6 separate regions of the Mus musculus genome follow, and regions 1, 2, 3, 4 and 6 are each linked to region 5. A link is a loop called in an ENCODE intact Hi-C map of the cell type or tissue named here. Cell type or tissue: heart. All regions are shown on one strand. Region 1 overlaps Exoc2 (exocyst complex component 2). Region 2 has its middle 7.4 kb from the start of Foxf2. Region 3 has its middle 33 kb from the start of Foxf2. Region 4 holds the start of Foxq1 (forkhead box Q1). Region 5 holds the start of Gm35302 (a long non-coding RNA gene). Region 6 overlaps Foxf2 (forkhead box F2).

Evidence for each region. Peaks named below come from ENCODE experiments on the same cell type or tissue, not always from the same donor. Only the 100,000 strongest peaks of a DNase experiment are listed, where the experiment ranks them.
Region 1: a loop joins it to region 5, with 4 times the contacts of the local background. A loop is called at or near these places in 19 of 42 quality-filtered maps.
Region 2: it touches region 5 in a loop (7-fold over the local background); 32 of 42 quality-filtered maps call a loop at or near these places.
Region 3: it touches region 5 in a loop (8-fold over the local background); 12 of 42 quality-filtered maps call a loop at or near these places.
Region 4: it touches region 5 in a loop (6-fold over the local background); 6 of 42 quality-filtered maps call a loop at or near these places.
Region 6: it touches region 5 in a loop (4-fold over the local background); 8 of 42 quality-filtered maps call a loop at or near these places.

What each region holds. Positions count from the first base shown.
Region 1 is chr13:30,899,677-30,904,676 of GRCm38, forward strand. Exoc2 (exocyst complex component 2) reads right to left here. Exons shown (of 28, transcript NM_025588.2): 11 at 1,109-1,227. Among named protein-coding and RNA genes, the nearest start is that of Hus1b, 46 kb to the right of the region's middle. In heart, a CTCF peak has its summit at 2,161 (motif pointing right); no DNase peak of the experiment used is centred here.
Region 2 is chr13:31,615,934-31,620,933 of GRCm38, forward strand. No RefSeq gene overlaps it. Among named protein-coding and RNA genes, the nearest start is that of Foxf2, 7.4 kb to the right of the region's middle. In heart, a CTCF peak has its summit at 2,778 (motif pointing left); no DNase peak of the experiment used is centred here; H3K4me3 peaks cover 2,064 bases; H3K27me3 peaks cover 4,422 bases.
Region 3 is chr13:31,656,600-31,661,599 of GRCm38, forward strand. No RefSeq gene overlaps it. Among named protein-coding and RNA genes, the nearest start is that of Foxf2, 33 kb to the left of the region's middle. In heart, a CTCF peak has its summit at 2,635 (motif pointing left); no DNase peak of the experiment used is centred here; H3K27me3 peaks cover 2,230 bases.
Region 4 is chr13:31,556,975-31,561,974 of GRCm38, forward strand. Foxq1 (forkhead box Q1) reads left to right here and starts at 1,196. Exons shown (of 1, transcript NM_008239.4): 1 at 1,196-4,002. The coding sequence starts at 1,943. The coding sequence ends at 3,145. In heart, a CTCF peak has its summit at 3,068; a DNase peak (open chromatin) is centred at 1,187; H3K4me3 peaks cover 3,253 bases; H3K27ac peaks cover 1,723 bases; H3K27me3 peaks cover 4,687 bases.
Region 5 is chr13:31,080,431-31,085,430 of GRCm38, forward strand. It overlaps Gm35302 (a long non-coding RNA gene), which reads left to right and starts at 467. Exons shown (of 4, transcript XR_382159.2): 1 at 467-665; 2 at 779-889; 3 at 2,853-2,971; 4 at 3,627-3,973. In heart, a CTCF peak has its summit at 2,160 (motif pointing right); no DNase peak of the experiment used is centred here; H3K27me3 peaks cover 2,342 bases.
Region 6 is chr13:31,629,661-31,634,660 of GRCm38, forward strand. Foxf2 (forkhead box F2) reads left to right here. Exons shown (of 2, transcript NM_010225.2): 2 at 822-1,746. The coding sequence ends at 985. Among named protein-coding and RNA genes, the nearest start is that of Foxf2, 6.3 kb to the left of the region's middle. In heart, a CTCF peak has its summit at 3,030; no DNase peak of the experiment used is centred here; H3K4me3 peaks cover 893 bases; H3K27me3 peaks cover 3,549 bases.

The DNA.
Region 1 (5,000 bases), 180 kb before region 5:
CTCCTCCAAGCAGCTAACAAGGTCCATTACCTCACCATTTTACTATAGCCTGAACTCTTGTAGCTTTTCATCACGTGCTTCCCTCCAGCCACAGAGAACGCAAGGCTGCCTCTGGCTCCCTGATGTTCTTTCTAGAATAAGTTTTCCTCAAGTCCAATCTTTCTTCTTTCAGTACAGATCTCACAACACTCCTTTCCTGACCCTCAAAGCATGATCACAATTTGCTCCTGTGAGCTACCATGCCACTCAGAACTTCTCGTCTTAGGAAGTGACATATTATACAGCATCCCTGTGGTCAGTCACGTGTCACCTCCTTCACATGCTGGAAGCACGCACAAGTCAGACCCTTGGGACTGCACTACAACTAACTGGAGCACAGTCACTAATATGTTTTTGCTGAGTGTCAGAATTAAACAAAGAAAAGTCAATAAACATGCACATAAACGTAGCTGTAATTTCTTTTTTTAAACTTACCCCAGAATCCTAGACAGCAGTTCCTTACTTGAGCTAGAGGTTATCTGGCAGCTACTTCTGATTCTTAGGTAATATGGAGCCTCTGTAAGCTATCTTCTCGAACTGACTATGTGAAATATTCTTCTCAGTTAACTTCCTTGAAAACCATGGTCATTTTTCTTTTCATTACTGGCCTGTCTCAACATTTCAATTGCCTAGCTGCACGTTTAATATGTTTCCTTTCCTCTGCTGGTCGCTCGGGGAGACAGCCTGCTTCTCTTTCTCTCACCACTGTCTATCTAGCACTTGGTATTTGCCTAACTCACAAGTGACTCTGGCTATGTCTGATGAAGAGTGGAACTTACCAGGGGCTGATACAATGTCTACAGAATCATGTCCACCTCTTGGAAAATTAACTCTTCTATAAAATAAGGTTCTGTCTATAGCACTCGTCAACAACATCCACAGATTTCTGAAAAAGTGCTCTCTCTTTTTTACTTTTGGCACTTGCTTTGGCACTGTGAGGGGCAGTACTGAGCAGTAGGGCAGAGGACCGACAACAATGAAGACAGGTACCAAGATCAGGAAAATCTCATCTTCATCCCCTTAACTACTAAGCACTAAGAAGCAAGTGAGCTGGAAGAGAATCTCTTGCCTTTTAGGCTCTTCATGTGGCCTTCTTTGCAGTCTTGCATGAGCTTGAGGGTCCACTTGTGCTGAGCTCCAATACACTGCCAAGCAGGGTCACCAGGTGCATGGAGGTCGGAAAGATACCTGAGAAGGCAAAGCACAGGCTCCTGTTGTAACAGCAAAGGCTAAAACTTAACAAACTAGTAAAGCACTTGCCAATATTTGTCTTTGGTACTTAGTTTATACTGAGATCTACTCCACTGCTTTCATCACTAGTAAATGACAAAGCTGTTGGGTTTTTACTCTTTTTAGAATTGTATGTGAATGTATGTTTTGCCTTCATTACGTAAGTACACCATGCGAGTTCCTGGTGCTGGTGGAGGTCAGAAGATGGTACTGAATGTCCTGAAACTGGTGTTACAGGCAGCTCTGAGCTGCCATGTGGGCACTAGAACTGAACTTATGTCCTTTAGAAGAGCAGCGAGTGCAGGTGACCCAGCTGTAGGGTTTTAATTTATCTCTTTGCCAAATAATCAACAAAAAAGACAAAACTAGTTCAACAAAGACCAAAGGTTGTAAGGATTTGGTGAGAACACTTCTTTACATTTAGACTTATTTTTATATTATTTAAAGAAAACATGACAGAAAAAAATCAAAGGGGTGGATAGAGTGAAAAGAAAAGAGGAGGGGGACAAAGACAGAGAGATAAAGAGAGTGGGGAGGAAGAAAACAGCTGACCAATAGTGATCAGAAGAATTCTACCTCGCATTTACCAATCGCACTTGGTATACGGGACATCCCTCCTGTTCCCTACCCCTACAGATCCACAAGTCACAAACCACATTGCAGGAAGCGTTCGCCACAACTGTGCAATGCAAAAGCGCCGGGGGCAGGTTTTCTCATTTGTTTGAGGCAGAGGGAGAAACTAACTTTACATTTATAAACAGTCACTTCTCTCAAGTTTTTTCTATTATTCAAGAGTCATTTCATTAACTTCATTTCCCTAGGTGGGAGCCAGCAGAGGAAACTGGGTGAATGTCCCTGCCCCCAATCTCTTCTATACAAAATACAGCCACTGGATGGCAATGTGACACTATTCTACAATGACTTCAGTATGAGGCCACTAAGATTTAAGGTTTTTTTGACAGCATGCACTTACCTCTAGAGGGTAAATTAATTTACAACTGAGAAACTATTTCTCTATAAAATGTAAAGCAAATGGATGCTTTCTTAACTTTCAACAGTTCTTAAAATATTTAAAGTTTTCTTTGTATAAGAAATACTCAAATCCTTGTAGAAAATTTAAATATATTTCAATCAAAATTTTTCTGTCAAATATTACTCGTTTGGTTCTGAGCCCTTATATAATACACACATATCAACTCTAGAAGTATTTTCAAATGAACTTATTGCACTAAAATACTTTAACCCTCAGCTAACATTTGCCTTGAGGTTAAAAATTTGTGGTCTATGAAAATGTTCATTGATGGTTACAAGCTGTGACCTTAGCCGTGTCCTAATCACTGTGGGGCATACCCACATTTCTTCAGTAGTGGGGACTCATTACTCAGACATCTCAATTAGCAGCTAATTAGAGGAGAAACAAATCCATTTTGTAATAAGTTCACAACAAACAAGATGTTGAATAGAAACCTGACATGCATTAGGAATGCGCCAGGCAACCCTGACCTTCAGGAGCTAATAGCTCAGAGACCTGACTCCCCAGAGAGCAGAACTCTGCCAGATCAGCACCATGATGGCCGTCTGCCCTCCCTGTGACTGTCCACAGGCTGCAAACAGCTATGTTTATGTGCTAGAAGGTAGGAAGCCAACTTTAAAAAAGAAAAAGGATTTTACCCATATAAAGAAGGCACCTATAAGCCTTCCTCATTTATAAGAGCACTACCCTCAGAAGAAAGCCACATTCCAACAAATTACATTTAGCTTAGTATGAGGAATTCAGTGCAAAGTTCTCCAAATCCACTCTGATTTTTTCCTCTCCCAAGAGCTTTTCTCTTTTATTATTTGGGATATAAATACAGCAAATAGTAGCTTATGCCTTTCCTTCCCTGAGAACATACCTTCTGATCCTTCCTGCTGAGAGTCATCTATTGCAATATCTCCCTATCCGGCTGCTTTGCATCTGGATACTTTACAACTAACACTTTGCTTCAGCCCCAGTTGAGAGGCTATCAACAGCGCAGCACAGCAACACTCTTACATGAGAGGCTTCCTCCTCGTTGTGAAGCCCCTGGCTAGGGCTGCAGGCAGTGTGTCACTCAGGCTCCTTAGCAGTAGCCCAGCAGACTTGCTTTGTATGTTCTAAAATTGTAAATCTCTTTAGCTTGTACATTATGTCCCTAAAAGTTTTAATAACTCCGTACCATCTTAATATAAAATTGAAGAAACTTAGAAACATTTTATGTAGAATGATGAAGTTACTGTCTCAGAAAATCTAGAAAATGTTTTGGTTGCAAAGTACAGTGTTAGTTCTAGACTTCAATACCTTTTTTTTCCTTTTTAGTACCAAGCTTAAACCTAGCAGTTTCATTAAAAGAATCTTTGTCTAGTGATACAAGTTACTGCTTTTCTTTTTAACTGATATGCTAGAGAACATTCTGAAGAAGGCTTCTGGGAAGGTAGGGGGCGGAGGAAAGGATCTTAGTTCTCATGAGTAGAGATTCAGACTTTTAGAATTTGAGGAGGAGGAACATTTTCAGGGAAACTCTGGTCTCAATACTCAGGAAAACAAAACAAAGGAAATTTAAAAGCATTTTCAGTCACCCTCCTTGGGCTTCTCAAGGGTTCCAGGAATAGGGACACAGTGGTGGAGGGGGAGTGGGGGGAAGGGAGAGAGAGAGAGAGAGAGAGAGAGAGAGAGAGAGAGAGAGAAAGAAACAGAGAGAGAAACAGAGAGACAGAAAGAGAGACACCTAGACAGAGAGAGCCAGAGAGAGCGCAACCACGCTGAGCACTGCTTCTTGCTACGCTACAGGAAGAGGCTACCTTCAGTTATGCCCAGGAGAGCAGACAACACAGCAGTGGGGAACTATCACTCCTACTGTACATGGCAGAGTGGATCGGACACACACAGCTATGCACAGGCTGTCTCTGGCTTTACTTGGTGCCCACAGGACCTATTGCCATAGATGTTAAAGTAAAACAGACTTGACCTGGTTCTGAGCTTCCTCCACCCCCACCCCACCCCCCGAGACAGGGTTTCTCTGTATATAGCCCTGGCTGTCCTGGAACTCACTTTGTAGACCAGGCTGGCCTCGAACTCAGAAATCTGCCTGCCTCTAACTCCCAAGTGCTGGGATTAAAGGCATGCACCACCACTGCCCGGCTCTGAGCTTATTTTTAAAACCACTAATGAATAGAATGTAATTTTAAAAGTTATTCATCAGATTGCTCAGTGTCTTCTCAGATTTGTACCCACAAGTTTAGTGTACTTCTGAAAATAAATTTAGCTCACACACACAGGAGGAGCAAGCTAACCTAACACATAAGCAGCAAAGCTTCTTCAAGGCACTTAGCTAACTCACTCAGAGTTTATTTCCACTTTAAATTGTGCAGTTTTGCAAGTCAGGAAAGTTCCTCAAATATAACATTTCCTCAGAAAGGTAGAGGAAGAAAGGCAAGGGTGGGCTCTGACACCAGATATGCAGTTGTTGTGGCTGTGTGTGCTGGACCCTTTGGCCAGAGAGGAAACACAGTTAGCACTCAGCCCAGTGTGAGCACAGGGCCTGCATTTGCTAGGAGCAGCAATCAGTTTCACTGCTCTCTGGTTCCACTGCTAAATCCTCTGTCCTACATCTGCTCCCACTGTTCCTTCCTATCCTAGAAGATAATTTAGTGCAGGTCCTTAGCCTCTAACTACAGGAAGGCCTACAGACAGTATTTTCTATATCCATAAG
Region 2 (5,000 bases), 540 kb after region 5:
GAGCCATCCCAGGACCCTCAGACCAGACCAAGATAGGGCAAGAGCCAGCACAACCCAAATTGGAGCACACTTCTCTGGCCCAGGAATTTTTGCTTTGGAGCTTGCAACCTTCTGTTGTCTTATTTCAACCCGCACAGTTGACACACCCACCATCAATCCCGCACCACCACGTTCTCCCCTATCCCACGTGAGTGCACATGCACACTCCAGGGCACCGTCTTGTTGAACAATGCTAGGACACATCACCTGTGTGAGGGCGCGAATCTCTCCCCAGGTGCAATGAACGAGGTAAATCCTTCCTAGGGCTTCCTGATCCTACACAGAATAATATCCATCTTTCCTTTCCATTTTTGATCTGGGCAATTGGAGTCCCAGCCATAGCCTAGAAACTTCATTCTTGAAGGAGCCGACCACTGCCCCCGCCCCCTGCGCCCGCCGCCTGCAGCGCCACCAGGCCAGGCTAGAAGTGGGCTTAAGCACACCGATTTGCACGAGAGAAGTTACTTAGAGTGCTGAGGGGGAACAATCCCATGTGGAATGAAACAGGGTGACTTAAAATAAACAGAACTTTTACTCGCTTGGGCCAAAAGTAACAAGATGGCTGTGTGTATCTTTTTACACCATTGATTCTATTTTTACAGTCACCATGGGAGAGTGTATGGTCATTATCTCTTAATTTTTAGTATTTATATTTTACGGAAAAAGATGTAAAAACAGAAGTTCGAGCATACTTAGCAACGGATCTGAAATCACTATGACCAAGTGTAATTTGGCAAGCTGTAAATTTAGGGCTACCTATCACCATTCTGGAGTGATCTATCCTATCAGCTAAGATTTCATTGAACATGAAAGAGCAGAACATGTGCCCTCAAGGACACAGAAAAAAATGAGTAAATCAACAAATATTTAATAAATGTACATAGAGTCTTGACATTAGTCAAGAGGTCAAGGAGCAAGGCTAATAAACGTCTTTGCCAGCATCTGCAGCTCTCCCTAGCCCCCCTGGCCAATCAGACATTCTCCTGCAGGCACTTTCAAACTATGAGAAAAGCTCTTCCCACAAATAGCCCCTGCCTAGAAATGTATTTTAAAATGCTGTACAAGGATGATCTCATACATACATACATACTTACATACATACATACATCACATACTTGCACACACACACACACACACACACAGAGAGAGAGAGAGAGAGAGAGAGAGAGAGAGAGAGAGAGAGAGATGTGTTCTCTAGAACTGATATGGGCTGTGCTAAAGAAAGCAATGTAGAGTTGACTCTGGTGACGAGGGAGGGAGGATCGTGATGGTAAGCACACACTGGACTTTCAAGGAAGAAAGCTGGCAGAGCAAAGCCAAAACTTGGGCTTAAAGTCCCTCTGGGGGAGAGGGGAGCATCACATTGGAAAATTCTGTTGGTGAAAAATATGCAGAGCACTTGTCCTGCCCTGATTCTGAGTGTCCTGTTGGTGGTGGTGGTAGTTGGGGGCGGGGGGGGGGGGAGTTGCTTGTTTATCCAAAAAATGAAAGACTTGGGGGTGTTAAGGGGAGGAAAAATGTGCATTTTCAAAAACATGACTTCTAGAGGTGCTTAAAATATTTCAGCCAGAAATGAAAATTGAGGAAATAATTAAGGCAATCGAGATAATAAACTTGATACTTGGTTGTCAGGAGAGTGGGAGAGAGGGAGACTCTGCATATTCCCTATCACTGTACTGTGAATCTCTTCGCAATATCAAATACAAAATACCAAAGTAAAACTTCACAAAAGGATTTACTGTTTGCACCAATAACTTATTTGCACTCATTTTAAGGGATTTTCTCTTTTCCTTTCCTTTCTTTTCTTTTCTTTTCTTTTTTTTTCTTTTTTTTTTTCTTTTCTTTCCTTTCCTTTCCTTTCCTTTCCTTTCCTTTCCTTTCCTTTCCTTTCCTTTCCTTTCCTTTCCTTTCCTTTCCAGCCAGTAGGATGCTTGGGTGTGTCTGGTTCAACCCCAGCCTGCTGCCAGAGCCTACTCCCACCTGCCTGGAGCGTCCACTTTAGGTCCAGCCTGTCCCTCAAGGACCCTTCAGGTTTCGTTTCACTTTGCAGGATTTCACCAGGACAATTTTAAGAAGCCACATAGGCTTTCCTCTGTCTAGAAGAATGAGAACAAAAGCAACCCCTAGTATTGCCGTCACTGAAGACAACGGGAGACCAGATGGCTGAGGTCCAGAAAAAAAAAGAAAAATAGGCCGTTTGTAGAAAATCGCTGCGGAACCCCGACACAACAAGCCTGGGGGTTGGTTGGTGTATTCTTGGTTGGTTGGTTCCCTTATTTGTTTTCGGTTCACTCATTTGTTTACAGGACCAGAGTAAAGCTCCAGGAGCTCCCTATGTAATTGAAAACTAAGGCATAATGCCCTTAACTCCTACCCGCTCCGCCTCTACCACCACCACCGCTCATACCGCCTTTGAAAACCAAAAACTAAAGGAACTGACCGACCTCTTCACCTGGACCTAGCTCTTTTTCCTTTGAAAATGGAACTGGAGAATGTGCCTCTAAGGGGGACCAACCGAGGACGAGGACGTGATAAGCCAGTATTTGAAGGCATCTATCCACCTAGCGCAACACTAATAGACCTCAACCAGTTGCAAGGGGGTTGGGGGGAGGGTGCTGCCCACCCCCACCCCCACCCGGCTCCAGCGCCCGCAGGTGAAACCAAGCCTTTGGGGGGTGGACCGCTGCAGGCTGCCCCAGGGGCTGCCATTTCCAAGAGCCTGGCGCCACCCAGCGGACACAAGAGGAACACTGGGCGCGTCTCAGTTCCCCCAAGTCGCCAGAGCAGACACAAAAGCAAACTGACACTCCAAAAATCCACAACCAGGCTTTGCAGCTCGCTCCCTCTCAAGCAGCAAAGACTTTGCGAGCAAACCCCACAAGTATGTCATCCTAGACATACTATCTTCTTTGAACCTCGGGAAGCAAAGTGTGTCCTCCCAAAAACACAAACCAAGAAGTATTCAAAGTTGACATTACTCAGAGCGAGGATGTAGGTTGGCAGGCGCAAGGCAGAGTCCTGGAAAAGGTGGGAAAGAGGACGAGGGGGTCCGTAAATCATTTGGAGGGATTTTTGGCCCTGGTCCTTGTTTCTGAAAGCGTTCCGAGCGTCTCTGACGCTGGTTACATAGTTACTCTCTTTTCAAGCGCACGCCCACTGCAGACTTTCTGGTGTCCAAGGATTGTGTTTGAAAGGGAGGAAGCATTCTTGAAGTGGTGGGTGACAGATTGTCTAAACCCTTCTAAGATATTCTGCACGGGAGATTTTTGAGGCAGCTCAGCCATGAAGATCCCCTGGAGGAAAGGGGTAAGCGAAGAGCGCCCACACGCAGCCCAATCTCGAGCCAGACCCACACAAGAATATTGGAGTTAGGCTGAGACTGTCGGGAGGGGGAATGCCCAGGACAGATGGGAACCTCTGTCCTGTATCCATGAACCCCACTCTTTCAGGCTCACCTCATAGGTGCACGTGGAGGGGGGAGGACTTGGTGGGGAGAGGAGACTCCCAACACCCCAGCTTCAGGAGAGAGAAGAGAAGGGGTATGGAGTTGTGGAACACACCCTCAACCCACCTTCTTTCGGGTCTTGCTGGTTTCTCTGCCACTTTTGCTGGCTGTGGTTTGCCTTACTGTTGAGCTGTTTTCTAATCCCAGTGGAAACCCTAACAGAACTAGAAAGTGTTCCTACGAGGCGAACAGGCTTAAGGTTGACTAAACCCATGCCAACACGTGAGTTTGGCAGGCTGATAGCCCAGTTATCAGCTGCACAAGGTTGACTAAACCCATGCCAACACGTGAGTTTGGCAGGCTGATAGCCCTGTTATCAGCTGCACAGTCTCCTCGCTGACTCTGGGTGAGCAGCAGCAGCCTTAGGAATGCCCAAGGAGTATTCTCGGCCTGATGTGGGGTCTTCCGGAGTCCTCCTGGAACTACTGAAACCCGAGGCCATGAGGCACCAGGAGCCCCCTCCTGGAAGGGTTAGGTGCACACCCTGTGTGGACTGGAAAATTGGGGGCTAGCTGGGTGGTGAAAGGGGCTGCTCAGGCCCTGCTCTCCGGGACTTCTTTTTTTTCCCCAGCACCCCCTGGGCCAGCCCCGTAAGCCAATCGCCCTCTAAGACTCCAGGGACCAAGGGGCAAGCTGAAGGGGTCCAAGGCCGGGTAAGAGTGGCAAATGGGGAGGGAGACTCCGCAAGAAGCAGCACTTCAGAGGCGGCGTCTGGGCGCCCCGAGGTCCCTAGTCGGCCTCTGGGCGCCTAGCACGTTTTATTTATCCCTACAGAGGATGCTGGAGGACAAAAGAAATATTTGGACGTCAGAACTGATTTATATTTTTGGAAGAGCTACGTTTCCTTTTCTGAAGAGAGGCGAGCGCGCCCCATATCCTGCGCTCGGCGGGAGGACTGCAGCGAGTCTTGATGCGCCAGGAAGTTCATCTGCGCGGAGTCGCGGGGCCCAGCGCCCCGCCGAGATCGCTGCCCTCCTAGATATTTATTTATTTATTTGGGGGGGAAGGGAAGGCAGAGGGCGAGGAGACCCTGCCAAACTAGAGAAGAAAACCCGGCCACTGGGTTGGGACCTCCAGGGCGCTTCCGTGAAAGCCTGCCCGCAGCCAGCCGACTTTCCCGCTCCATCGGGGAGGTCTGGGGCCAGCCTTGCAGCCTCTGGGTGTTGGTGGGTGTTTTCTGTAGCATCCCTGTGTGCATGCCCAGTGCCCTCCTGGAGTGACCTCTTCGGGCTCTGCAGAGCTTCCCCGTGTGAGCCCGAGTGGCAAGCCACCCTAGCCACCTCCAAGGTGGAAGAAAGGAGGGGGTTGAGAAAACTCAAAGAGGGAGAGAGAGGGTAGGGAGAGAGGTAGGTGGGAAGGGAGGGGTGTGCATGCGAATTCCCAAGAGAAAAGATAACCAGGGACAGGCAAGGTGGCCACTCCTGAGTGTACTGTGCTGTCTGCTATAGTGTCAAGG
Region 3 (5,000 bases), 580 kb after region 5:
TGGTGGGGTGGTTTGAGACAGGGTCTCATGTAGATGGACTGACCTCATATTCACAAAAACCCTCTTGCTCTACCTCCCAAGAGCTAGGATCACAGGTGTGTACAGCACTCCACCACAGTGCCTGGCCTATATCACTAGCTGCTCTTCCAGAGGATCTGGGTTTAATTTCCAGCACCCACATTGTGTCTTACAACTGTCTATAGCACCAGTTCCATGGAGTCTGATGCCCTCTTCTGTCCTCCATGGGCACCAGGCACTGAGTAGTGCACAGACATATATGCACTCATACAAATACTAATAAAATACAATATAAATAAGTTAGTCCTTTATTTCACTTAGAGTCCAACTACTAATTTTGGGCCCTAGTGCTGTCACCTAAGAGCTGTGTGATCTTGCCAGTGCTGCCTACCCTCACTGAACTGGGTCAGGAATGCAGAGTTTTAATACAAATGCCATCCTTAGGACAAGTTTTCCTTCGAAGGATTATACCTCTCTTCTCTTGGGCCAGAGCACTGGTTCTGCTCCACACTGGAAGACAGATTGGACTCTTTGACATGGCTCCCAACAGCTGTCCCAGCTCTGAGTCACTCTCTGTACTTGGGATGCTTTCTGGAAGAGCCTGTCTGATCTGGTCACTTAACAGGTCTTCATGTTTGTTTCATTTTTGTTTTTCCTTAACCTGCGTACATTGGTGTGAAGTTCACCAGAACATTGTGTGTATGCTTTGCATGAATAAGACTTTCTTTTAAATGACAGCCTTTAAGCTGGGGTGTTTAAAACCCAGGGCTTAGCACTGTTACAGACGAAACAAACGGAGCTTGTGCCAGGACAGATTTTTCCTTTAAACCAGTGGTTCTCACCTTTCCTAATGCTACAACCCTTTAGTACAGTCCTCATGTGGTGACCCCCTCAACCATTAGATCATTTTGTTGCTGCTTAACTGTAGTTTTGCTACTGTTATGAATTGTACTATAAGTATCTGATATGTAGGATATCTGGTATGTGCCCCTCCCAAGGGGTCTTGACCCAGAGGTTGAGAACCAGTGGTTTAAACTGAGTCTTATCACTTCATACTAACTCTAAGTGTGCATACGTAAAGAACTGGGTTCCAGAAGACAGAATCTTCTGAGAATGGGTGACAGTGCCTTGGGCAGGTGTGTGGGACAGTAGCTCAAATCACTCCCTGACAAGCCAATATCCATGCAGTGCTGTTGGTCACCCAAATGAACCTTATGATGAACAGCTGAACAGCTTGTCTGCTGACCATAGTACAAAAATTTTATTTCACTGAGAAATGCCTAAACTTGATAAAACTCTTACAACAGAAAAAAGGAACCCTCTGCGGACCTCAGAAAGATGTAAACTGTCTTAGTGACCTTCTCAAGTTGGCTCCTAAGAAAAGACATGGATGTTTGGGGTAAAGTTCTGCATGTTAGCTTTGGCCCAGGAAACCATACATGGGTAGCAGTTGCTTGGCCCCACTTTTAGGCCCTGCCCCAGCTCTGGCTGTAGGGACTCATGTGTGAGCCCCCCGACATCCTTCTCTATATCCAATGACCCGAAACTGGCATGCTCACACCCCCACTTTGCCCAGAAAAGCCATCAAAAAAGTGCCTTGCAGTTACCCCCTTCAGACTTCCTCAGCCACTGTGCACCCTAGGGACACTGCTGGGACTGTAAACTCCTCCAGTTACCGTGGCAAGCATGGTGGCCCCTCAAAAGGCTAAACACAGAATCACCACCTGATCCAGCAGTTCAGCTTTGGGGACTCACACAAGATGATTGAAAGCAGAAGTGAAAAGATGTGCCCACACATCCAGCTAAGGGGTAGAAACGATGCAAAGGCTCGTTTCTGGATGGTTGTTAACACACAGGTGTGGGTACGTTCCAACAGAATAGTGAAATATCACTTGGTGCTAAAAATGGAAGGAAGCTTTAAAAAGGTGCCACATGGTAAACCTTGAGGTTTGGTAAACTGGAGAGGTACAAAGGACAATACTCTGTGTTCCACTTAATAGAGGTAAAACTCATATAGACGGAAGTAGGGGGATGGGCCGTGGCTGGATGAGGAGGGGCAGGGGAGTCAGCGTTCAGTGAGTAGACTTGGCTTGGGAAAAATGAAACAATGCCAGAGATGGGTGGTAGGAATGGCAGCATTATTACAGAGATGTGCACTCGATGGGCTAAGATGGCAGACATCATACCTACTGGAGGTCTGCGCTGAAGGACAGTCCTTTCCCGCTCAGTTGGGGTACGGTGAGCCCAGTAGTTCAGGGGAGTCTGCTATTCCTTGTTTCCTTGCAGTAACTGAGTTGTTTTCTAGGAGGCTAATAGACTGGGTTGACCAGAGGAACCAGAGTCACAGATATGACACTGAAAAGAAAATGGTGGTAACACACAGGGCATACTAGATCCAAGAGCTCATACACAGTGAAAGGAATCCCAGAGCTGCTAAAAGTTTGAGCTTAGGAATATGTGAACATACCTCCCCGTTTTGTGGGAAGTTGGTAGTGAGCTGGGATGGGCAGAACAATCTTTTTTAGAAAGTTGTTCCTGAGTTTTGCAGAGCAAGAGTAGTTGGAAATGATTTTCCTTTTGTGGCACAACATCGCCACCTGATGGGCAAAGTTCATATAACATGAAGTTCTTCTAGACTGCAGGGAGCCCTTAACTCCCTGCCTCAAATGGCATTTCTTTTCAGAGAATCCATACTGGCAGTCTTATATTTGCAGAATAAATATTCGGGGCAAAACCAGAGTCTCATGTTGTCTTGATTTCCCTCAAGACTGGAACATCTTTTCTAGTACTTGAATATCCGGATAAGGTTTGGGTATCATTTTGTGCGATTGTTTTATCTAAAACAAAAGTGGGGGTAAAAAAGATAGGAAGACGGGGAGAAAGATGGGGAGGGGAGAAGGAACAAGAAGCCACAGCTGTCTTTCTACCCCAGCTTCCGTGTCAGCTCCTGCCTATCTCACCTCCACAGCAGATGTTCAGGAGGGCTATTAGGGTCTCAGTGACCACATCTCTCTAGGATTCACTCTTTCTACCCAAGCATCATGGTGCTGGCTCCATCCTTGAAAGGGTGGCCATCTTGGTTCTTGTCTTGCCTGAAGCAGCTCACCAGCCACTACTTTCTGCAACCCTAGCCTCCCTGACTTCAGCTGCCCTCCTCTCCTGCTCCCTTACACCCTTCTTGGTCCTCATACCTCCAGGCTCCTCTGTTGTTTTGACTTTCCAGTTACCAGGGCCTGGGCAGCACCCAGGGTCAGGTTCCATCCCAGCATGGAGCTGGGGTCTTATCGGGCTCTTGCCTTAAAATGCAGGGGGACACTAATGATTCCCTGACTTGTAGCTCTCAAAGCTGCCATGTGGATGTCTCTGCTCTAATAGGCAGTCCCCCCACACACATGCAAACACCCCAAACCTAACTCCCACAGTCCCAAGAAGCTTGATACCCCACAAACAGCTTTCCTGCTAGCACGGCCAAGCTGCTTCTTGCCTTGATATTTTCTCTTCTCTCTCTCCTTCTTTGCCCCCACCCCAATCTATCCCACCAGAAAATTCTCTCAGGTGTATTTTTAAAATTGATCTGGCTCCCACTTTGTTTTGCCATTCTGTGGAGATGACCGTCCAAGCGGTTGCTTCACCTGAGTGGCTCACAGAGCTCCCTTTGGGTGTCCAGTCTGTTCTCAGCCTGGCCCCTGAAACGTATCACATCCCCGCACAGTGCCTCCGGGGACTTCCCTCCCACTGGGGAGATCCAGGTCTTTGTTTTACCTGTGGGAGCCAATCAGCTTCTTCCCTAGCTATGGGTCCCAGACCCTATCCCCTCAAGCTGCTATGGACTCTCTTGTCTCTCTTACCTCGGGTCACAGAACCACTGTCCCTGCGCACTTCACTTGCCATACCCCATTCTACCTTTGCTTTTACTATAGCACCTCATTGATCATATTTCTGGGGTGATACAGGCTCCCTCCCTCAGTCCAGAGCCACTCTGTTTCTAGGACGGTGACACATTGGCTTGGTTTTGCTTACTGCTGCAGCTTCAGAGACTGGCACATGGCGGGGGGCTCCATCAGCAGCTGGCAAGTCTGTGGGCACAGTTGGGTGAAGGAAAACATGTGGTATGTAGAGCTAAGGTGTAGGTTTGAGTCCCAAGTCTATTTTTACTAGCTAAAGGTCTTGGGGACACAGCACCCAAAGCAGAAGAGATCTAGATCCATCATTCAGAGTTTATCAAAATTAAAAGTATCTGCTTTTTCAAAGAGCACTGGTTAAGGATTTGTATCTGGTCCATATAAGGGATTCTCGGGACTGGTTCTGGTTTTATACATCTTAGAAAATAAAAATAAAAACATTCATGGAAAATTGCCTGACGCTAAGAAGAGTGTTACCAAAAGTTACCGAAAGTGTGAGGAAGTTTTGGGGGTGAACTTACTTATCTCAGCGACTTTGGGTTCAAGATCCTCCGTACCTGTGGCCAAGACCTTTAAGCTGCTCCCTCTCCAGCTCTTCCCCCTAGAGTGGCCGTTCCTGCAATCCCACATCAGCCTATGGGTTCACCCTGGTGGTGGCATTCTTTCTGGTCACTGTGGATGTATGGTCATCTGCAGTTTGCTAGTGACCCAAAGCCGTTGGACAGCTTCTCATTACTTAAGCTTTTATTCTTTCGGGGAGGGGGGAGGGGAAGCTTAGAATTTTCATGGTGCTTTAGGCAAGAACAAGCCAGCCCGTCTTCTAGTTTGGGCAGGTTTGGACTTAGCCATGTTCTACAGATCACACACACTCTGAGCACAGCTGGTTACATAGGGCGCCCCTCCCCCACTGTGGCACAGGGGCCTGAGCACCCTTTGATGGCCTACTGCCCTCCTCTGAAAATCCCTAAGTCATTTGTGAGTGAGGACCCCATGCTTTCACGTGACACTAATTATGTCACCATGCCTGCCTCAGACTTTGTATCACAGACTTAATTTATTAATGCACGTTCATTTATGTTA
Region 4 (5,000 bases), 480 kb after region 5:
GATTCCTGCTGGCTGTCAAGATGCCCACTGCATTCTGAGCGCCTTTACGGCTTCTTGACTTAAGAGAAGAGAAGCTTGTGTATGCTTTCCACACAAATGGTGGAAAGTAATAAAATAAACTTCAAACATGCTCTCCCACATAGTCGCAGCCTCAACATTATTCGCAACAAAAGCAGGAAGAAGGAGGAAGCTGGCGTGGTAGGCATAGGGTCAAAAGTGCACCCTTCCTAGTGCAAGGCCCCTTTCCTTGGAGAACTGACACAGAGTTGTCAGGGAGTCGGAGGAGTTGCAGAAGAGGCCTCCTTTCCTGTTTGACACCCGTGCCACTAAAGCCAAGGCAAGTTCTAGAGCACAGTTGCAGACAAATAGCGATAAACACGCCTTGCCTTTGCCTCATGCCCCAAGGAACACACATCCTCCCGTGATTCTTGTTGATTGCTAGACCCGGGCACTGCATGGCTGTGGGCAAAGCCCACGTCACAAGACTTCGGAAGGGACTCAAGGCAGGCAGAGCCGGGCACCTCTCTTGCAAAGCGGCCTCCCGGTAAAAGTATGGGGCGTTGCCTCCTTCCCCCCAGAGCCTCCAGCCAGGTATGACAAAATAAAAGTGAAAGTCGGAAGCCGGCTAAGAAACAAGAGGCACGATCAACCAAAAAGAATCATAGAATTTCAAGCTCGTGGTTTTTACTTGTTACAAGGGGTAAAGTTGGCCATAGAGAGGAAGTAAGAGGAAGGGCACGAAAGAGGTCAATGCAAAGGCTGTTCCACGGGGTGTCTGCAGTTCAGCGATTCAATTATCACCAGGGATTTCCTTTCCTAAGAATATTGGCTCTCCTTGCCAAAAAAATCCGCAGGCTGCACGCAGCGCGCAGCTCAGGACGGCGGCCAGACCTATGCAACCAGTCCCTCGGCCTAAGCCCTTTTAGGTGTCTCTCTGGAGCGTCCAAAAAGTGTCAGCTCTACCAGGTATAGGAGAGCAATCGTCTTGGTGAGTCCGGGGGGCGCAGAAACCCACTCGGTGGCCGCGGGAAGCCAGAAGCTCCTACCTGCGCAGCGGGGCGGGCGGGGCAGCCGCACAGGCGCGCACACTCGCGCGCACACCCTAGCCGTGCGCTCGCTCCCCATTGGCGAGACCGAAAGGGCGGGGCCGGCCAGACCCAAAACAAACAACCTGCGCCCGCGGAGACTCTGTGGCCGCGCCGCCGCGTGGCCTCGGCCTGATGAACGCCTTGGGGGGAGCCGCGGCCACCTCGGCCACCTAGTTCCCCCACCCCCTGGCCGTGGGCGCCCAGGCCCCGCCCGCGCGGAGCCGCCGCAGGGTTATATTGGGCCGGACCGAAGGTGGAGGCGAGATTCTGCTGCGGCCGGCCAGCGCGGACATGCTGCCCGGGAAGCCGGGGGTGGCAAGGCGGCTGCGGGTGCGGCGGCCTCGAAGACTCCTTTCTATGGGCTCTCGAGGCTGAAGACGTCCTATCCTCAAAAGTAGCGGGTGCGCCAGCAGACGTCAGGTCGGTGCCTGAGACCTAGACATCCAGCGAAGGAACACTTTTGGACGCCCAGACCGATAGCATAAGCGCCGGCTCGGTCCTCCCAGCACGAAATCCTAAGGCTGGTGTGTCCTGGCCCCCGCTTCGCAGGGTGGCCCCTCATTCCTCGCTTGTCTTCCGCTCAAAGTCTCTAAACCTCGGAGTAAGGACAGCACTGCACCAACTTCTATCACTCCACTCCTCACTTCACCCAACAATCAAAACCCCTCCCAAAAAAAATCCCAGCGGAGGAGAACCTTTCGGAAAAGCGTCTCTCTCGGAAAGACGCAGGAGCGGTCCCTCCCAGGAGAAGACAGACTCAGCGGGCCACGGGATCGCCACTCCGGGCGCCACTCGCTTCCTACGACCTCGCAGGAAAGGGGTAACTGTGCCGGACTGGAAGCACCAGCGCCGGCATGAAATTGGAGGTGTTCGTCCCACGCGCAGCCCACGGGGACAAAATGGGCAGCGATCTGGAGGGGGCCGGCAGCAGCGACGTGCCATCTCCACTGTCCGCGGCTGGTGACGACTCCTTAGGCTCAGACGGGGACTGTGCAGCCAACAGCCCGGCGGCGGGCAGCGGCGCCGGGGATCTGGAAGGTGGCGGCGGCGAGAGGAATTCGAGTGGCGGGCCGAGCGCCCAAGACGGTCCGGAGGCAACTGATGACAGCAGAACGCAGGCCTCCGCGGCAGGGCCGTGCGCGGGCGGCGTGGGCGGCGGCGAGGGCGCGCGCAGCAAGCCGTACACGCGGCGGCCCAAGCCCCCATACTCCTACATCGCTCTCATCGCCATGGCCATCCGCGACTCCGCGGGCGGACGCCTGACACTGGCCGAGATCAACGAGTACCTCATGGGCAAGTTCCCCTTTTTCCGGGGCAGCTACACGGGCTGGCGCAACTCCGTGCGCCACAACCTCTCGCTCAACGACTGTTTCGTCAAGGTGCTGCGCGACCCCTCGCGGCCCTGGGGCAAGGACAACTACTGGATGCTCAACCCCAACAGCGAATACACCTTCGCCGACGGGGTCTTCCGCCGCCGCCGCAAGCGCCTCAGCCACCGGACCACAGTCTCCGCGTCCGGGCTGCGGCCGGAGGAAGCCCCACCCGGACCTGCCGGGACCCCGCAGCCCGCGCCCGCCGCCCGCTCCTCCCCGATCGCGCGCTCGCCGGCTCGCCAGGAGGAGCGCTCCAGCCCTGCGAGCAAGTTCTCCAGCTCCTTCGCCATCGACAGCATTCTCAGCAAGCCTTTTCGCAGCCGCCGCGACGGCGACTCGGCTCTGGGGGTGCAGCTACCCTGGGGCGCCGCTCCCTGCCCGCCGCTGCGCGCCTATCCCGCGCTCCTTCCCGCGGCGCCCGGTGGCGCTCTGCTACCGCTCTGTGCTTACGGCGCAAGCGAGCCTACGCTGCTGGCGTCGCGCGGGACCGAGGTGCAGCCCGCGGCGCCCCTTCTGCTGGCGCCCCTCTCCACCGCGGCTCCAGCCAAGCCATTCCGAGGTCCGGAGACCGCCGGCGCGGCGCACCTGTACTGCCCCCTACGGCTGCCCACGGCCCTGCAGGCGGCAGCGGCCTGCGGTCCCGGTCCGCACCTGTCCTACCCGGTGGAGACTCTGCTAGCTTGACAGGAGCTCTGTGCTCAGCAGAAGGGGTGCTGAGCAGGGTGGAGTTGGGGGCGCCTTTTGTTGAGGAGGTTGGAATGTGGGCTCTAGGGCTGTGCACTTTCCACTTTCCGGAGGAATAGAGTTTTTCTTTTTTTCAACTCTCCATCAAATGTGCCTTAAAGTTAAGCATTTTGACCCAAGTGTTTTAACTTAGTCCAGAATAGTTTCCTTTGTCTTTTGTAACTTTACAGAGGATCAAAGCCGTTCTTTTCCATTTCTTGGCCAGGCCTGTACTCTCCCGCATAGAGGCTTTCCTTTCCCTCCTATTTGCGTCACGCCTTCCACTGATTTACCTTCCCCACCCATAAAAAAGAAAAAGAAAAATACATCAGGGAACCACTCCATGGGGTAAATGATGACTACTGTTTGGGGTTTTGAGACCCCGCTGTGTAAATGTGTGTCTTTCACAGGAGTGACTGCTGCGTGTAAGAGAGCTGTCAATCAAACTTATGGTCATTTTCTTTGCTAACAACCAATGCTTCACTGTGCCAAAAAAAAAAAAAAAGAGGGAAATGTTGTTGGGTTTTTGTAATTAAATTATTTATATATTTTTGAAACCTGAATTGAAATGTTGCAGGCAACGGCTACAGCTTTATTAGTGGTTACCTAACTGTGGTCTTCTTGGGCCAAGCAATTTCTTTAAAGGAAAAGTTAGCATTATGTTTGTGGGGTGCCAGGGCCGCCACCACGAGAAACCGTGTGATTTTTATTTTAATATTATTTGTGTCTGTGTATATATTTGTATATAAATTTTATGAACCCCAGGCATACTGCTTGTTTTTTTAAAAAAAAATAAAACTCAAAATTGATCTACAAAACACTTTGTGATAGTAGATTGGGGTAGATATTTTTACCACTCCCCCACCCCAAAAAAAATGGGTTCAGGCTGGGCGGTGGTGACGCATGCCTTTAATCCCAGCATTTGGGAGGCAAAGGCAGGTGGATTTCTGAGTTCGAGGCCAGCCTGGTCTACAAAGTGAGTTCCAGGACAGCCAGGGCTATACAGAGAAACCCTGCCTCGAAAACAAACAAACAAACAAAAAGTCCTTCATACCGAGATCAAGATATTTGTGGTTTCATTTTCTGCTATTGCTTCACAATGTCTAGGATGTGCCTTCCATTAATAGAATTTCCTAGACTCAAAGACATTCAGGAGTTAGCACAACACATACATCTGCCTATCTCTCTCCTAAGAACCTTTAGCCGGCCAGGTGAGCTGGCAAGGTGAGGTAGCAAACAGCTTTTCGTCAGGTGGACATTTTCAAGTCAGTTGACTGAAGCTGGAAACTTGATCTTGGCGTAAAACTTATTTGGCACACCAAAAATTGCCTTCAGGCAATTTTCAGGGCAACTTGAATGCTAGTGTTTTTTGTTTTTTGTTTTATCAAAACAAAGCTACCTTTTCTTGAACTAAAACAGTTGCTTGGGTGTGAACACTTCTGTGATCTTTCCTGCCATCAGCTGAGATATTATTCGCAAATAAGGACGCTGATTCCTTGGTAAGTTCAAAAGCAACAGGTCCCTAACAGCTCCGTACATTGGAAAAGTCTGAAGTGGTGAGATATTCAGACAGAATATCTGGGCCTCCATGCCAGACAGAAACGTGACCTGAGATCTTAACATTTCATGGAGAAGAAAGCAGTGAGCCTGTTGGAGGATGCTCCTTCTGGGACAGGGATGTAAGAAAGCCTCCAGGGGTTGGAGTTCTCAGTATTCCTCAGAGTGATACTAATGGGTTTGGATTCTTGCAAAAGGTAGACAAAGCTGAAACAAACCAATCAGGAAAGAGAAAGGCAGGTTCCCCTCGTGGAGATTA
Region 5 (5,000 bases):
CCTCAGAGTAAACAGCGGTAAGAGAGGAGGGAGACGCAAGCCACTGATTACTATCAAAGAGTGCTGGAGCCGTAAACAGTAATTGACCATCTTTTGAGAAAAGGTAGAAGGGCTTTAAGGCAAGGTCTTTTGTTGTCTTTAGCCCCCCTCTATCTACATTCACCAGGCCAGGATCATATATCAGTCTCTCTAGTTCAAAAGGGGTTTTTATTTCTTGATCTGTGACTTGCCATGCTGGGGATAGATCCCAGGTTTGTACCGCCAGGCAAGAGTGCTACCTCGGATTGGATCTACATCTCAGGCCGTGTTCTTTCAATTTCCTTTTGGGGGTGGGGGTGGGGGATGGGGTGACGGGTTGGGGGAGGAAGAAAATGAGTTAAATTATTCTCACTATTCTACAATTATCGTAAACAAACACTAATAAACAACAAGTTTCTTTTCTTTTCTTTTTTTTAAAACTCTTTAGGCAACATAAAAAGTAAAGGGTCCAGCATCACAGAAATCAAATTTACCTCTAATTCAATGATCCTTACAATACCAAAGCCATGGCAAGAGTTCCACAGTGGTTTGCGATATGGAAGGAGTTCAGAAGCAAAGCTGGAACAGCCCGTTCTTCACGTTGTGTCCCGTGGTAGTGCCTACAGAGGCAGGCAGCACAAATCCAGGTACCTGTGGGCTTCTGCTTCCGATTTCTTTTGTCACAAAAAGCCCTGCTTATTTTTTTCTCCCTTTTTCCAGTGGAGTTAAGGACGGGTCTCCAATTTCTTCTTGCTTGCAGTTAGTGATGGCTCTGGTCTTGAGGGTGCCGTCTGCATCCAGATAACGCCAGCTGGATCAGCTAGAGCCTGCTGACTCTGCAAGCTCCATTTTGCTTTGTGCATGGAGACAGGTGTGCATACATTTTGTGCTTTCCCAAGGAATGACTTATGTAGGTCTGATGTTTCATTAAAAATCTACAATTTCAATTCTAACTTGCAATCTTTCGTTCAAACCGATGTATTTATAGATGGATAAATGACTATTAAAATTTCTCTGTCTTAGGTGGTAGAAAGATATATTTTTAAGTCTCCACAAAGTAGAATAAATAAATAATTTCAGAGTAATAATGTCTGTTAAATTACACATTCACTTCTAAAGAGTTTTCAAACTTTGAGCAAAATTTAAAGTGCTTCTGGAGACAATAGTTAAAAAAAAATCTGTTATTCCTTAGCAGTATATGTGTGTGTATCCTGTTAATATTTTTATTAGAATGTACTCGTTGTGCAAACTGATGGATTTCCTTGTGATATTTTAATGACTGTGCATTGTGAGCTTTGATTTTATTCACTTTGGTCCCTGCCCTGCTCTGACTCGCCTGCTTCTGGTTTCTTCTTGAGTCTAGACGCCACGTGAACTAGGATCCTTGTTTTAATATATACGTAATATATATTTTGTCAAGGTTTGAGACTCTAAGACTATAAAGTTTTATTAATAAATCAGAAATACAACTGCATCAGAAATAATTTAGTGTGGCCATAGCAGTAATTTATTGTATTTAAAGGAACATAGAAAGTTATTTGTATAAGTATTTTATCTCATTGTCCCTTCTAGTTCAAATTTTACAAAAGGAATTCAGAATTAGGAAAAAGTCAGTAAGTATTAAAGTTTCAGTTTTAAACCCAGTTAAAAGTGGAGCGATGCTTAAATAGCAATAGCTGTGATAAACAACTGAAGGAAAGTTTCACCAAGCGCAGACCTTAGAGGATTTTGTTGTTACTAATATATAGTTTGTGTTTTTTACTTTAATGTCTGTTTTATTTGGTTTTAGTACTACAAGTTTTAGTAAAATTTTGACCCCTTGTTTATTTTATTTTTAAAGACAGTAATGAAGTCATGAAAGGGCGGTCAGGATTTTGTGTTTTTGTACAGGAATAAAATGAAAGGCTTTTAATGTTTCCTTGTGAAAAATGAAAAGTATTAAGAAAGCATTTGGACAGGGTTCTAATAGGAGCTTGGGGACCAGACTTAAAGTCTATAATTTCTAGAAAAATAGTAGGACACTTAAATGTAGTAACATAATTTAAATTTTAGTTACATTTGATATTAATTAGTAGTCGTGCTCTGTTTCGAGATTAAAACGCTCCAAGGGATTCATTTTAAAAACACTCTCTCAATGAACCACCAGGGGTCGCAAGAGGACACACAATGCCTAGATTGGTTACTTTCCTTTTGGAGCCAGCCAGCTGTCTCTGCCACCTACCACAGCCAAACAATCTTCATGGTCCCGGAGATAAGAAAAAAAAAAAATCGCATTTTCAAAGCAGGAAACATGAAGTTCGAACTTGGATTGCAAAATTGTCTAGATTACTGAAATAAAAAAGGATTGAGGTTTGAAAAAATGCTTTTGAAAATGGATTTTTAAGGAAGTTATTTAAAAAAAGGTTGTTAATTAATAACAAAGAGCTAGATAGTGTAAGATTCTGTGTATATGAATGTCCTGTCTCTTTGGCAGTACAAATGAATTAGTGACTCCCTAGGGCTGCGGGGAGGCGTTGAGTGGGAGTTGGGGCGATAAAGTGACTGTAGTGTTTCTTTAGGATACACGACTATTGTTAAATTATACTATATGATGATGGCTGTATCGTTGTGGACATACTAAAAGCCATCGAATTGCACACTTCAAATGAATGAACCTTGTTTCACAAATCATAGGGACATAAAACATTAAAACAAAGGCTTTTGTGTATAAATGTGAATGTGGAAATTCCCAGGTTTATTTTCTTCCTAGTCATGGGGTTTGGATAATCAGTAATGATGCATTTTATGATTTAAATTTCACTGAAATAAATAAGGCATGGTTTTTGTCATTTCAGGTGAGGGTTGGTAGCTGTTCAGGTAGAAGAGCTCCTGGTGATGGAGGGGACACAGTGCCAGGGGCCCTGGGACCCCAGCTCTCAAGACTTCCCTTCCCCCACACCTCATCTTCCTCGAGGTCAGAACTTGATCAGTTCAGTGACTTTTTCAGCACTTCTGGAATCTTCTCTGTCTACTGGCATCTATGTGACCTTCTGCACGTTTAGGAACCTTCCCAAGCGCCTCCAGCCAGCCCTGGTCCATATTTGCACATTTCTTGAGTGAGGCAAAGAATCAGCCTTATGGTCTGAGGTTGTTAAGTCTGTTTTGGAAGCAGATGTTGGAACCTTCTGCTAAATTAGTTACGTTTGGAAGCCTGAATAAAACATGACTTATATTTAAAAATTTTTAATACATTTAGCTTATTGCATTAAAATGCATAATGAAAATTATAAGAATTTCCAAAATTGGAATTTCATATGTAACAAGTGATCTAGCAAGCAGTCATGTTCAATTATAGTTAATAAATATACAGCTCACCTATGCCCCTCTACTTTTAACTCAGCATCTTAAAATGTGGAAAGTGGTGATACACATTTTTTAGATATATGAACATTTTCAGAGAAATGTGTTTTGAATCAGAAGGAAGCAGTGCACGCTGATTGACTCCATACTTGCTTTCAACCTTTCTTTTGGTGAGGAATGATCTTTCGGGGCTTACTTGAATTCTCTCAGGCTTAGTTATTAATTACATAGCCTCAAAGCATGATGCTGTTCTTGTCTCATCTACACAGACACCTTTAAGGCACTGGAACAAGTCCGTCTGTGGTACTCTCCTGATATAAGAAGCTATGACAGTCACGGTGTGAGCCTTGGCTCTGCGGTGGTGAGCAAGTAGCTTTGCCTTCCTTAAGGCCTTTTTCTTGTTTCAGAAGCAAGCAATTTGTGCTTTCCAGTGCTGGTGTTAGCTCCATCCTTCTCTCATCGTGAGGTTGTCTCTCATCAGCATCCAAAAGGGCTAGAAAGAGTTAAAGCTTCCTAAAGTAGCCAACATGGAAGAGCTGCCTCTGGCCATTCCCTAACTAATTCTCCCTATGGCAATGGCCTTCTCTGCTAGCCTCTCTTTCTGTCTTAATGAATTTTTAGAGTATAAAACAACAAGCGTCATTATGTCATTTTCTTACATGGACATCATTCTACTTTGCTTATATGCACACCCATTCCTTTCTCTCTGCTTCTTTCATCCTCTTACAGACCCCCTTCTTCCCTCCAAGTGGCCCCCTTCTGCTTCTATTATATGAAGACAGACAGATGGATGGTAGATGATAGCTAGACTGTATGAAACACCCAAGGACCACTTTTCTCCTCCTCATCTTCTCTTTTCATGCCCCTCTTGGTCCTACTGCTTCTCCCAAGTAAATTCCCTCTATTTACTACCAATGTTTTTTTCTTTATTCCTGAGAGTTTCATACATATATGCAATGCAGTATGATCACACACACACACACACACACACACACACACACACACACATTTTCTTCCAATTTCCCATATTTTCTACAACATAGTCCTTCCCAACTTCATGTTGTTTTTTCATTATTACTTTTACTCCACTCAAGTTCAGTAAGTACTGCTTGCCTGTGCATGGGTGTGGGGCATCCCCTAGAGCATGGGAAGCCTACAGTGGCCATATCCTCAAAAAAGGATGATTGTTCTCCTTAGCAGCTATTCACCACCAGTAGCTCCTCAGTAAGGGGTGGGGCCAGCACCTTGCCTACCCCTTCTACACAGGGAGTTTGGTAGACTTGTTCCTGTGCAGGGAACCACAGCTGTTGTGACTAAGTGTGACAGTCATGTCATATTGTCATGTCTGGAAGACAGCACTTTACAACAGCTTTCCCCATTCTTTGGCTCTTACATTCTTCCAGTCTCCTTCCTGTGAGGTTCCCTGAGCCTTGACAGGATGTGTAGGATATATATATATATATATATATATATATAATTAGAAGGAGGAGAAGAAGAAGAAGAAGAAGAAGAAGAAGAAGAGAAAGAAAGGAAAGAAAGAAAGAAAGATAAAGAAGAAGAAAGAAGAAGGAGAAGAAAGAAGACAAGGAAGGGGAGGGGAGGGGGAGAAGGAGGAGAAGGAGGAGAAGGAGGAGAAGGAGGAG
Region 6 (5,000 bases), 550 kb after region 5:
GCGGGTCACGCCAACCGGGTGCGTAGAGGAAGTCTTGGTAAAGCCTGTCCCTGTGGCAGAGATGCGCGCTGATCGCATGAGCCGATTGCTCCTCCTTGGAGCGGAGAAAGCAAAAGCAAAAGTGGTTCGCAGGTTGACGCTGAGAAGGACCGGCTCAGGTCGTGGACAACCGCTAGACACAAGCTTTCCCCGGGAGCCACCAGTTCCCTCGGGTACTCCGTGTGCGGCTAGATACCATGACTAAAGAGCACCTCTTGGCCTATCCAAGGCCAGGGTTCGAAATCTAGAAGATGCCTGCTGCCTGTGGTTGGGAGGGGGCTGCCCTCTTCTCTCCCCCTTCTCAGACCCCTTCTTCTCTAAGGTATTTTCTTTGTCATCCTGTGTGGATGAAGGGGGTAGCACACCCCCACCCCATCCCGACTTCTTGAGACAGAAAAATTAGGTACAAAAACAGAGGCGATGGCGCAAAGTGTCAGCGTGCGTGTGCCGAGCTCAGCCTGGATCCAGGCCTGGCAGAGAGGTCTCCCAGCACAAGAGAGGGATGTGGGAATCCACGAACAGATTACCTCTCAAGGCGTTCTTGAATTCCCACTTGCCTCTCAAGAAAGGGTATTTAAAACCAAAGCAGGGCAGGCCTTTGGGTCTCCAAGGCGCTCCGAGATGCGTCCTATTGGTTTTATAGCCATACACCCTAAGGCCACCAGCTGCCTTTACACCCTCAGTCAAAAATAACACAAATTAATGGGAAATTTCGAACTAATACACCCCACCATCAGCTGGGTGACTTTCACTGAAAAGATTTTTTTTCTTTCTTCTTTCAGTCGGACTGCCCCGTTACCAGCACCACTCCACTCCAGTGTGCGACAGGAAAGATTTCGTCCTCAATTTCAATGGCATTTCTTCTTTCCACCCTTCCGCTAGTGGCTCTTATTATCACCATCATCACCAGAGCGTGTGCCAAGATATTAAGCCCTGTGTTATGTGAATGGACAGAGGCCTTGAAGGCCACTCTGCTCTCCCTCTTCTGCCTTCTTCTCCTCTCCCCTCCGAGAGGGGCAGCCAGGAACTGCAACGGACTCACACTGTGCACGCTGGATAGCGAATAGCAGTAAGTAGCACACCCATCACTTAGACAAATACCCAAGGGAGTTCTGCTCACCGATATTTGCCCGGCCCCTGGAAGAGGAAACCTTTCGAAAGCTAATATCCCAGAAGAGCGACAGACAGAGGAGGTGACTACATGTAAGACATATGTTACTGTGTGGAGGACATAAAACTTTTCAGTTCTGGGGTGGCCATTGCATTCACTAATCAGGGTCTGAAAAGGGAGGTGTGTGTGTGTGTGTGTGTGTGTGTGTGTGTGTGTGCTTTTCAAAATTGCAGTGCTAAAAGCACACAATTTCAAGAAAGCCTTCTCTAGTTCCCTGGCTCAGTAGGACATTTCTTCCACCCACTCCCAGTCCCCCAACACTCCCTTCTTCGGATACAGGTGCCAAAGAACATTGTGAAGAAATGAAGAACCGATAGTCTAGTTTAAGAAAGTGGCTCTCAGTATTGTGACAGTACATTTTTACAAGGTTGTTTTTCTACCACCGTATTTTTAAAGTATTTTTATGATCTTCGTATACTCACACTTCGCTTGTATTGTAAAAGGAGGGTATATTTGCACTTATGTATACTTTGACAGTTTGCCAAGATATTTTGATGTAAGGTTTTTTTTTTTTCAATAAAATGTGTATAACAAGTAGTTGTTCTAGGGACCCTTTCCTCTGCAGGCACCCTGTTGTGGCCACACCCCACGGTGACAGTTGCAGCTCTAGGCTGCCCACCCCCAGGTTGTATAACTGACGTGATGTGAGGTCTCTGTTTTGAATGAGCCAGTCCAGTCCTGATGGTGGGTCTTCTCAGTAGAGAGGGCACTTTTTTTTAAATTTCTTTCTCTAGTTCACTCTCACTTTTTCTAGCCAAACAAAAACCAGAAGGTGAAAGGAACTTAAAAAACAAAACACCAAAGAAATAAAAATAAATAAATAAAAACAACAAAAGCAGGCAAGATATGGAAAGCCAAGGGGTTTGATCTGAGGAAGCTTAAGTTCTGCGCCCTCTTTGTTTCCTTTCCTGTGCCCAAGAGCTCTGCCCTTTTGCTCCTTCCTCTCTCCCACCAGTACCAGATGCTAGGGCAGAGTAAAGAACCACCTCCCAGAGCCTCCACATCCCATCTAGGCTGCAGGCTGCTTTGGGTGATGGTCAGATCAAAGGGGATTTAAATTGCCCCCAACACACACACACACACACACACACACACACACACACACACACCTCCCATGGGATTGCACAACTTCTTGCCAGGTTTTCTAACCCTGAATGCTACCCACAGAACTTGTAGGACATGGGATTGAAATGGGAAAATAGTCCAACCAGGCGGCAGATTTATTTCCCACTCAGAACACCCATGTGCTGGGGGCAGAGCAATAGTCACTTTTAATCATGTTGCAGTAATTTTTGTCTCTGCTCAGGGATGGATTTTTGTTTTTTGTTTTTTGTTAAACTCTCTTCCCTTCCAATCCACCACCAGGCACTTACTGTTAACTCTGGAGAGGATATTTTCCCCCCTATCTCAAGGAATCTTGATTCTGAGGTGTTCTCCTGAATAAAACATCTAGTTTCAAAACTCTTAGCTATATTCCTAGCCCTTAGGCTCTCTTCTGTATTTTTTTAACTACGGAATTAAACACTTTTGTTTCTGCATTATCATATTTGCATTTACATAGTTTTTTTCTACACCCCCCCATCCTTTTTGTCTTTTATTCTGAGTTACTCAGGGGGGCCTGCTATAAATTATGAAGTCAGTCGCAGAGTTTGCTCCGACCACAGTGCTGTGTTTACATTCCTTCCAAGGCAGCCGGCATGGTCGTAATTTATATCCTAAACACTTGAACGTAACTTGTTTATACAGAGAATGACGGGACCTCAAACTCCAGGCCGATCTGGCCAACCGCATCCGGAGGACCAGCGCGCCGCCTGGTGGAGCAGGAGACAGGTGCATGAGGACCTGGGCTTAAAAAGCACTAAGAATACAAAATGTTGGTGCTAATCAGTACAGATATTTAGAACAACTCTGTCAGGAATTAATGCTTTCTGTTTTTAGGAAGCACTTCGAATTTTCTCCATCTATTATTTCCATCTACAATTTCATCCTCAGGCTGATGAAGACTCGTCAGCCCTCCTCCCGACCTTATTTACTAAGATCTTGATACCTTTAGAAAGCTTCTAGAGTTCTCAACTAAAGTCACTGTTCCCTTCTGTGTCACAAATGCTTCTCTCTTAACTGCCCCTCCATCCAAGACAGGCACTCAGACATGTTAATAGTCATTTTTTTTCTTTTCTTTTTTTATGGTCATCGGTATTTTGACTGCAAATTGACAAAGTATAATTCTTAGTTTTAAGTTTCTGAAATATTGGTAAGACATTCTAAAATATGTGCTACCATGCTTTTAGAAATGAAGACGATTAAGTAATTCAATGGGGGGGGGTTCCGAATCACTTAACTATTTCTATATCTTGGGGACTGAACCCACAAGCTAATCACTTACTCTGCCACCGAGTTTTGAATTTACCAACCCACATATTTCAAGTGTACCTCCGGTCTTCAGAACTTCTGCTCATTGGTAGAATAAAATGATATGCAAAAGGATAGCTGAATATTTTGTAAAAGAATGACTGGCCTTTTTGTGTCTGCTTTTAGTTAGAACTATGTAAACTAAGAAGGAAGGCAACAGGTGACCAGGCCCGTGGCTCATGCCCAGCCTGGGCAGTGGTTGTCTTAGTAAGCCCTACACAGTTACCTAGTTAATCCTTTCTGTTTCCCCATGCTGGGGGCTGGGGGAGAGAACAGTGTGTTTCCATTAGCACAGCAAATACCAGAGATGAGCAGCTCACAGAGAGCAGAGGGTGGATGGGTGGGGACACGGATTTTTAGGCCTGGATGGTATAGCACACCGCGGTGGAAATGTATCATAGAGCAAACGATTCCCCTCAGATCTGGGGGATTAGAAAGAGAAGAGATGCAGCCCCACGCCTACCTAGTCAAGCCCCTCTCCCGCCCCCAGTGATATGAAAACCTCTCACCTAGGTCCCTCCACCTTAAAGGCTCTACACCTCTACTAACATCACAGAAGACAGTACATGGGCCTAGAGGGGCCATTCCAGATGCTAATATAGCGTGAAGACCTTGATCCTATTTACATATCACTCTTAGGTCATGTGTTTCAGGGGTCTGGCTCACCCCCATGCATTTCCAGGCAGGTCTAGGAAAGCTTTTTCATCTGACACTGCAGACAAGGCAAGGTGCTGGGCTTCTTCCGCAGCAGTGGCTTTCAGACACTATGGTACCCCAGAATGACCAGTAGTGTTTGTTAAGAAGGGGCTACTGGGGTTCAGTGCGTCCAGGGAGAATTCAAGAATTGATACTTCTAATAAGCTCTCAAAGATGCTGAAGATGTTGTCCAGGGACCACACTCTGAAGACCATGGCTCTAGAAAGACACTGAGTAAGATTTTTTTTTTTTTTATGTTAAGACTAACCTGTTAATGAGTGACTAAAAAGCTGTTGGGTTTTGGTTTATTATTATTATTATTATTATTATTATTATTATTATTATTTGTCCTTAATCACTTTACATCCTGCTCACTGCCCCCTTCCTGGTCATCCCTCCCACCCGAGTGGATGGGGGCCCCTGGGATCTCTCCACCCTGGCACATCAAGTTTTTGTGAGGCTAGGGGCTTCCTCTCCCACTGAGGCCAGACAAGCAGCCCAGCTAGAACTTATCCCACGGACAGGCAACAGCTTTGGGATGGCCCCTCCCCCTCCAGTTGTTTGGGACCCACATGAAGATTAAGCTGCACATCTGCTACATATGTGCCGGGAGGCCTAGGTCTAGTTCATGTATGTTCTTTGGTTGATGCTTCAGTCTCCGAGAGCCCCAAGGGTCCAGGTTAGT